Linked DNA regions of Homo sapiens: regions 2 and 3 are each linked to region 1. Evidence: chromatin contacts called from ENCODE Hi-C or POLR2A ChIA-PET data. All regions are on one chromosome and are shown on one strand. Each heading gives the region's core, a stretch centred on a gene start or an enhancer-like site at or near the end of the contact. The rest is flanking DNA. Distances are from core to core; before and after follow the strand shown.

Evidence for each region. A loop is a pair of places that touch in the nucleus more often than their neighbours do. ChIA-PET counts read pairs that join two places held with the same protein, here RNA polymerase II (POLR2A). Pooled maps may share reads with other maps.
Region 2: a map with no recorded cell type shows a loop between it and region 1 (11-fold over the local background). The contact joins the promoter of CHD2 here to the promoter of LINC01585 in region 1. A Hi-C loop is called at or near these places in 8 of 37 single-sample maps with no recorded cell type and 5 of 50 pooled maps. POLR2A ChIA-PET finds 5 or more read pairs at or near these places in 2 of 52 experiments (activated naive CD8-positive, alpha-beta T cell and naive thymus-derived CD8-positive, alpha-beta T cell).
Region 3: a pooled map shows a loop between it and region 1 (6-fold over the local background). The contact joins the enhancer-like site here to the promoter of LINC01585 in region 1. A Hi-C loop is called at or near these places in 1 of 37 single-sample maps with no recorded cell type and 2 of 50 pooled maps. POLR2A ChIA-PET finds 5 or more read pairs at or near these places in 1 of 52 experiments (HEK293).

What each region holds. Positions count from the first base shown.
Region 1 is chr15:90,658,887-90,661,669 of GRCh38, forward strand. LINC01585 (long intergenic non-protein coding RNA 1585) reads left to right here and starts at 1,348. Exons shown (of 3, transcript NR_120371.1): 1 at 1,348-1,938; 2 at 2,507-2,597. The region is part of intron 2 of CRTC3-AS1 (CRTC3 antisense RNA 1); the gene reads right to left. RefSeq lists enhancers at 1,504-2,032, 2,255-2,304, 2,445-2,494.
Region 2 is chr15:92,899,074-92,901,856 of GRCh38, forward strand. It overlaps CHD2 (chromodomain helicase DNA binding protein 2), which reads left to right and starts at 1,251. Exons shown (of 39, transcript NM_001271.4): 1 at 1,251-1,751; 2 at 2,094-2,226. The coding sequence starts at 2,165. RefSeq lists enhancers at 1,270-1,339, 1,380-1,589.
Region 3 is chr15:92,802,455-92,805,237 of GRCh38, forward strand. No RefSeq gene overlaps it. Among named protein-coding and RNA genes, the nearest start is that of CHASERR, 79 kb to the right of the region's middle. RefSeq lists an enhancer at 1,988-2,037. Within about 2 kb of position 1,442, at least 34 of the 41 ENCODE cell types and tissues checked have a DNase peak (open chromatin) inside an H3K27ac peak, as active enhancers do.

The sequences.
Region 1 (2,783 bases), core at 98-2,597:
GCTAATTTTTCTATTTTTAGTAGAGATGGGGTTTCACCGTGTTGGTCAGGCTGGTCTCGAACTCCTGACCTCGTGATCCACCAGCCTCAGCCTGCCAAAGTGTTGGAATTACAGGCGTGAGCCACCGCGCCCGGCCCGAAAGCCATGAACTCTTTTCCCAATTATTTTCTTATTGAGAAGCATCTCTCAGCTTGCTGTTGGGTTCTGCTGTTAGTAAGCGTAAGGATGGAGGAAGGCTGGCTGATGACATTAAGCAGCTAAAGGCGTGGACTGTCGAGGCCAAATAGCATCAGCTCTCTTTGGCTTCCCCAGCCCATGGAACAGTCTTCCTATTTTGCGAATTTCCTACCTTATGAACTCACACCTGCTTATGATGGAAGCCAGAACCTTTCCCCATCTCTCTTGAAGATTGGGCACAGCATACAACTTAAGACACCACCCGTTGGCTGCTCCTGCATGAGGCTAAGTGACACTGAGAAGCAGATGACTGGAGTCCTTTCTGTCAGGATGACAGCAGATCCCAGAGGCAGCAGCAGAAAGAACCAGTGCAGGTAAATGGCCTTTGAGCCTGGTTCTCTGATTTCGCTAAGATTTTATGAGGCACCTCCTATCCTTTAATAGGTTCCTCTGTAGCTTAAAAGCAGCTAAAGAGCAGTCTGTTGCTTGTAATTAAGGACTCCTACCAGTACACGAAGGGAGAAAAGCAATAATCAAATAAATTACTTTCAGATAGAGATCAGTGCTAGGAGGAGGTCAGCACAAGGTGATGTAAGACAGAGTGACAGGTGGGGTGAGGGCTACACTTGATAAGGGGTCAGTGAAGCCTCTCTGAGGAGGTGACGTTAGGCTGAGACCCAAACAATGAGAAGGAACTAGCCATAGAAAGATCTGGGCGAGGAGACTTCTAGACACGGGGAGCAGAAAATGTAAAGGATGAGCTTCAGATGTTGATGGATGTAGGGAGGGTTGATGTGTTTGGAGTTTAGTGCAGGTGAATAAAGAGGAACATAATGAGATTGGAAAGTAGGTAGGAGTCAGTTCATGCCAGGCCTTGCAGATCATGGTAAGACATTTGGATTTTATTCTGAGGTTAGTGGGAAGCCATTAGAGAGTTTTAAACAGGACATAATATAGTACCTGGGGTAGCCAGCCTCCAAAACATCCTCCAGTGATCCTTGCATCCTTGTATTTACACTCTTGTGTAGCCCCTCTCACATTGACTAGGGCTGACCCAATAGGATGCTGCAATGTGACGGTATATAACTTTCAAGGATAGGTCATAAAAGACATTGTGACTCTGCCTTGGTCTCTCAAATGTCTCCCTCTGGGGAAGCCAGCCACCATGTTGTGAAGATACTCAAGCAGCCCTATGGAGAGGCCCACACACTGGGGAGGCACTGCGGCTTTCTGCCGACAGCCTTGTGAATGAGACACCTTGAAAGAGGATCCTCCAGCCCCAGCCAAGCTTTCAAATGGTTCCAACTCTGACATGCTGACAACTTCATGAGAGGCCCTGAGCCAGAACCACCCAAACTCCTGACCCATTAGTGTGTTATGTAACAAATGTTTGTTGTTTCATGCCACTAAGTTTTGGGGCAATTTGCTACCTCTAGCCATTGTTCCCAGCTGGTGTGTAGTCTGACTGGCAGGTGCCCATGCTTTATTAGTGGTTTGATATTTTGACTATCGGCCCTGAGTAGGAGGAATGACACAGAGAGGAGATAGAGTTGTGAGTGAGAGGAGGCCAAATCGTGGTGTCAGAGCGAGAAGCAGCACCCTGGGGAGGGCTGAGTCACTTGTGCTGTCTGGAGGAAGGCGGAGCAAAGATCTGCAGCCCAGCTGACTGTGGTCTCAGCTTTTCTAGCCTCCAGGCTTTCTCCCGGGTTCCTAAGTCTGTATGTGCTCACTGGAAATGCCCCATGACTTGGGGTGACATGGGTGAGTTTTCTTCCTCCTTCCTCCCAGAGCCACGCCAGACCTGATGCTGGAGGGCTGGGCTCTTGTCCTAGTTCCCCGTCCTGGGCTGGGCCCAGGGCACCGGCCAGTGGGAGAAACTGCCTTCTCCGCCTCCTACATGCACTGGTGGTCACACCTCGCCCCACATCAGCCTCTCCAGCCAGGTAGGGTGGGAACCACAGGAAACGAGCCCCCTTCTTCTCTTCCCACCAGGAGTGGCCGGGGGGTGTGGATTCAGGATCCTGAGCTCTGCTCTGCCTCCGTTGTTCTGGCCGTGCCTGAGAGTTGGTTTGGGTTGATTTCAAGGGCACTTTAATGAGATTTAGCAATAGGAGGTGGTAGAATTTCCACTCCCTCTAATAACTTCCCAAAAGCCAGACACATAGCATTTTTTTTCCTTTTTGTCATTACCCTTTTTGGCTTTAATTACAAAACATATGAAATAGAAAACATTCACAAACAATACAAAACTATAAAAAGTGAGTACCCCTTTCTCTTCCCACTCTCTGATTATTTAGATACCCTCCAGTTAAAACTCTCTCACAAACAGGTCTGAAAGGAGCATGCAAGCAGCCCCCCCACATTGCAGTTTTGCTTTCTGTGGTTTCAGTTACCTGCGGTCAACCACCATCTAAAAATAGGTGAGTGCAGTACAATAAGGCATTTTGAGAGAGACAGAGAGAGAGAGAGAGAGAGAGAAACCACATTCACATCAGTTTTATCACAGTATATTGTTAGAATTGTTCTATATTATTATCAGTTATTATTATTATTTTTGAGATGGAGTCTCACTCTGTCGCCCAGGCTGGAGTGCAGTGGTGCAATCT
Region 2 (2,783 bases), core at 1-2,500, 2.2 Mb after region 1:
AAATTTATCTTTGTGTGTAGAGTATGGAATTGAAACAGTTTGGATTATGGATTTTACCTAGATTGGACATTGTTGATTTTGTTTGGTGTAAATCTAAAGTGGATTTCTTCAGTGAGGGAGAGACATGGTTCTGGCAGATTATGTTGAATAAGGAAAGTTGATTGGATTTTTTTGGGTGTGTGAATATGCTTGTCTGAATGGAGTGCTTGGTAGGATATTGTTTCTGGAATTAGTAATTTGTTTCTGTGGATCTCATGGTTTTGATATTTAGGAGAATTTGCTTTGTGACATTACTTTGATAATTTGCAATCACGTATGTCCTATTGTTAATAACATTGTTGAAATGGGTGTATACTTACTTGATTTGAAATATAAGGGAAGTGTTGGGATATGTGTTTTCTGTTGGATTTGGACGTGGAGTTTCTTGGGTTACTGATTTAAAGGTGATCGTGTTTGGACCATACTCTTGAATTTTTGCCTGAATCAGTATGGGAAGTAAATATATTGTGATTATGAGAAGTTTCTTTGGGGGGAGGAGTGTAATATTTTCAAGGTTATATAATGGGTTAAAGAATTTTGTGAAAGAACAAAGAAAAATGGATATTCTTGAATAAAAATTGGTTGCATTAACTTTTGCTCCAGTGCAACTTGAACACTAGGGAGGCGCTCTTGAGTTGTAAAAGTTACCCCTTTCTTCCAGTGGAGATGGAAAATTCCCCCTTAAATTTTGTCTTTAGATTATTTTTAGGCATCATAAAGAAGGAAAAACTTGAATTTATATTATGAAATTAAGGTTTTACTTTTATTTAGCAATCATTTCACCCATTGGGGGATTAATTTTTAAAAAGATTAGTACTTAGCTGAGCTTTAGATTCTCTAAGAATTATCCCTTTTTCAAAATGGCTTGATAAAACACCACTTCCTGTCCAGGGAGGAAGTTATTTTAGCTCAAGGACTGAAATATTTAGCAGATCTTTAGACAAAAGGAACAAATTACATTTCTCTCTGGCTTAAAAAGGGTGCTTGAGCCAGAGGGGGTTAAGAAGCCCTCCCCCCTCCCCCTGTTGGGGTGGTCTGGAGGGGCAGGGAGGTGTGGGGGTGGGGGTCCTTAGGCTCCCTGGGATGGAGGATCTGTCTCTCTCTCTCTCTCTCCTTTTTTTTTTTTTGGTGGAGATGAAGGGGTGGGTCTATGGTACATCACCTGAGTTGTGGGGTAAATGTAGAGAGTGTCAATCAAAGGCAGAGCTCTCAGAGCTGGGAAGGAGGCTCTAGATGGCGGCTGTGCCTTAGAGAGAGCGCGCTCTGCTCCCTGCCTTTGCCTCACTTTACGCAACTTTCCCTAACTTTCGGGCAGCCTCAGGGGGCCCCCGTAGCCCCCTGCCTTTCCTAGGGACTTACTGGGGTCGATTCGAACCTTTTTTTGGGAGAAAAGCAGCTTTTAGGAGCTTTCTTTTCGTGCCTTGTTGGAAAGAAGCAGCCGTACTGAGAGCCCAGGTCGTTGTTTTTTCCAGCTTAGAAGCCATGGCGCACCTCCATTTTTGTGCGCTCTCCTAATGAGGTTTTTTTTCTTTCGGACCTGTTTTAGTATTAATTATTGCTTTATTTTTTTGACCAGTTAACATATTTGAGGGTTATTTTATTTATTTTTCGTTTTTTAACGGAGGATTTTGCCTTTATTTTTAATTATTTGGGATCTGATATTTTTCTACTAGTAGATAGGACTCTTGGTTTGGACATACTACATGGATCAGGTAAGTTCACGATCATTGGTGATAATTTTAAAGATTTATTTGTTTAAGTTTGCCTTGTTTTCTGTAAATACGAGAAATTCTTGGATGACGCAATAAGATACAGAGATTGTTATTTGTATCTAGTGTGCTACTTTGAGAAAGTTTCCTTATTGATAGTGATGCTTCCACTGTTCGGTTTATCCTGTTGTTTTTTCTTTTAAGGAAAAAATAGAAATATTTAGTTTTTTGGTGCTTACCGTTGTTGTGTTATAACAATATCGTTAACATCGTCAGGACTTTGTTCCTGATAATAAAAAGCATCGATAGAAGCCGGGACCTTACCTTTCTTTCAACTTTTGACAGTAAATACCTGGGCACAGGACTTCAAAGCAAACACAGATTCCCCCTCCCCCTTAATATTTAAGAATTAAAAGATGATGAGAAATAAGGACAAAAGCCAAGAGGAGGACAGTTCGCTACACAGCAATGCATCGAGGTATGAGCTATCAACTTTCTTCCTTTTTGTCTTTTTTTTTGGGGGAGAAACCTCAGCTTACAATTGTTTACCTTGACAGACATGGATTGCTGTCTGTTTTATTGTGTTTTTCTAATTTGGATTCGTTTTTTAAAGCATGACCTTGAGATTGCTAATATGCCACACCCTAATTTTTTGGTAGCAATTTATGAAAGTTGAGTTGTGACTTAAGGCCTCTTACAGCAGTCAAAAGGTAAGGTACCTTTATTCAAAGGGGCCTTTACTGTAATGTACAGTTTTTCTGTCAGTAAATTTCAGTTTTTAGGTTTTTGTACTGCAGAAAAATGACCTTGTCGGTTTAGCCATTGCTGCATTGCACCATTTTACATACAAGGCAAATTTTTTCTTTGAAGAATCCAGGATATCTAAACTTGTAACTGAGGGCCATAGAGAAGCCTTGTAGTAGTAAATTATAGTAAATAGACATATCAGAAAGTTATATGAATGAAAAAATGTACATTTAAAAACAAAATCACTTAAAGGACCCTTTGACTGATGCCTCTCAGTTTATATTTTTA
Region 3 (2,783 bases), core at 192-2,691, 2.1 Mb after region 1:
CCTCCAGAGGAGACCCTCTGTTCCATGGCTTTTTCTTCTGGTGTTGGTGGCAGTCCTTGGAGTTCCTTGCTTCATGGATGATACTTCACTCCAGTCTCTGTGGCAGAAATTCTCTGGTGTGTGTAGACAAGCCTTCCTCTGCCTCCCTCTTAGGAAGATACATGTGATAACACTTAAGGCCCACCCTGATCATCCAAAATCATCTCCCCATCTCAAGATATTTTTTTTTTTTTGAGATGGAGTCTCGCTCTGTTTCCCAGGCTGGAGTGCAGTGGCGCAGTCTTGGCTCACTGCATCCTCCGCCTCCCGGGCTCAAGTGATTCTCCTGCCTCAGCCTCCTAAGTAGCTGGGACCACAGGCATGTGCCACCATGCCCGGCTAATTTTTGAATTTTTAGTAGAGGTGGGGTTTCACCATGTTGGCCAGGCTGGTCTTGAACTCCTGACTTCAAGTGATCCACCTGCCTCGGCCTCCCAAAGTGCTGGGATTACAGGCGTGAGCCATCGTGCCCGGCATCAAGATCCTTAAATTAAGCTGGGCGTAGTGAGCCGAGATCATGTCACTGCACTTCAGCCTGGGCTACAAAGCAAGACTCCATCTCAAAATAAAATAAAATAAAATAATTTTTTTTTTTTTGAGACGGAGTTTCGCTCTTGCTGCCCAGGCTGGAGTGCTATGGCACGATCCTGGCTCACCACAACCTCCGCCTCCTGGGTTCTAGTGATTCTCCTGCCTCAGCCTTCCAAGTAGCTGGGATTACAGGCATGAGCCACCACACCCGGCTAACTTTGTTGTATTTTTAGTAGAGACAAGGTTTCTCCATGCTGGTCAGGCTGGTCTCGAACTCCCAGCCTCAGGTGATCTGCCCACCTCGGCCTCTCAAAGTGCTGGGATTACAGGTGTGAGCCACCACACCCTAAAATAAAATTGTTTTAAAAGTAAGATCTTTAACTTACACACCTGCACATTTGCAAAGCCCTAGTTGTTGGGGTTTTGTTTTTTTGTTTTTTTTTTTCTTTGAGACAGAGTCTCACTGGGATTGCAGGTGTGAGCCACCTTGCCCTGCCTGTGTTTTGGTTTTTGTTGTTTTTGCCAGATAAAGTAACATTCAGTTTCCACATATTGGGATATCACTGGGAGACCATTATTCAGCCCACCACACACATCCCCAAATCTACCAGGTTAAATGGAGGTAGATTTTTAAGCTTCCCAAGTAGCTGGGACTACAGGCATGCACCACTATGTCTGGCTAATTATTTTTATTTTTTATACAGTTGGGGTCTTGCTACATTGCCCAGGCTGGTCTTGAACTTCTAGGCTCAAGCAAACCTCCTGCCTCTGCCTTCCAAAGTGCTGGGATTACCGGTATGAGTCACCACACTGAGCAAGGGAGAAGAATTTTAAGAGTCCCTATAATAACTCCACACCTCTCTAAAAACCGCACTGCTCGCCCCTCCCCACTCCCACAGGTTTTGGAGTTTCTGACTCCTGAAAGAGAATGAGTCACAGACAGTTCCCGTCAGAAAAGACTATGTCCCTCCCACCTCTCATTTAGTTCCCGTTTGTTTAGGATTCAAGTGTCTTGGGCAGTTAGATAGCTCCCCAGCCTACCCAGTTTCCCTCTTGCCTCCCCTCTACTACCCCCAGAAATGCTTGTGCAATATTGGACTGACTCACCCAGAAATAACTCATGACTCTCCTTTGTTTACAGTTTAAGAGACTAGGGTGTTGAAATATCTCAGCAAAGGCCACTGAGGGACTCTTCAGTCCAGGGACAATGAAACACTGGACAACCTGGGAGGAGTTAGGTACATTCTCTGGCCTTCTCTCAGAGGGGCTTTTGCTGTGTTGTAACAGGCAGTGGAGTGTTGGTAAATATTTAACAAGGCATCTCCAAGGGGAAAAGCCTTAATATGTAGTGTTTACCTATTCCTGTGGTGTAAATACCCCTGCTATGGCCAGTTTCAAGCTACCAACATGATGTCATTGAAACCAAAGTTGGAAAGAAAAGTGCATCATCATTCTGAGCAGCTGACTCCAACACGCCACTGTAGCTCCACTGACCTAAGGGAAAACTGTCAGTCTTCACTCCATAAGGATGTACAGGCCCAGGGGCTGGACAATGTAGCTCTTGGAAGATCACAATAGAGTCAGTTTCCTAATTTCAGGGACCAACTGTTACTGCTAAGAATAAATGGGAGGCCAGGTGCAGTGGCTCACACCTGTAATCCAAGCACTTTGGGAGGCCGAGGCAGGTAGATCACCTGAGGTCAGAGTTCGAGACCAGCCTGACCAACAGAGTGAAACCTCGTCTCTACTAAAAATACAAAAATTAGCCAGGCTTGGTGGCGTGCACCTGTAATCCCAGCTACTCAGGAGGCTGAGGCAGGAGAATCACTTGAACCCAGGAGGCAGAGGTTGCAGTGAGCCGAAATCACACCACTGCACTCCAGCATGGGCAACAGACCAAGACTCTGTCTCAAAAAAAAAAAAAAAAGAACAAATGTGTAAAATAGTCACAGATCTTTACAATCCCATCCAGCGATGAGGTTCTAGGTACAAAACAAACATTAACATCTTTCTCCTCTGGAATCGCTTGAACCAAGGAGACAGAGGTTGCAGTGAGCCAAGATCGTGCCACTGCACTCCAGCCTGGGAATCAGAGTAAGACTCCGCCTCAGGAAAAAAAGAAAAAGAAATCTTTTTCCTCTGAACTCTCATCAAACTTCTATTTCTACATCTCTTTTGATTTTTTTTATTTATCTAACAATGACTGTGCCAAG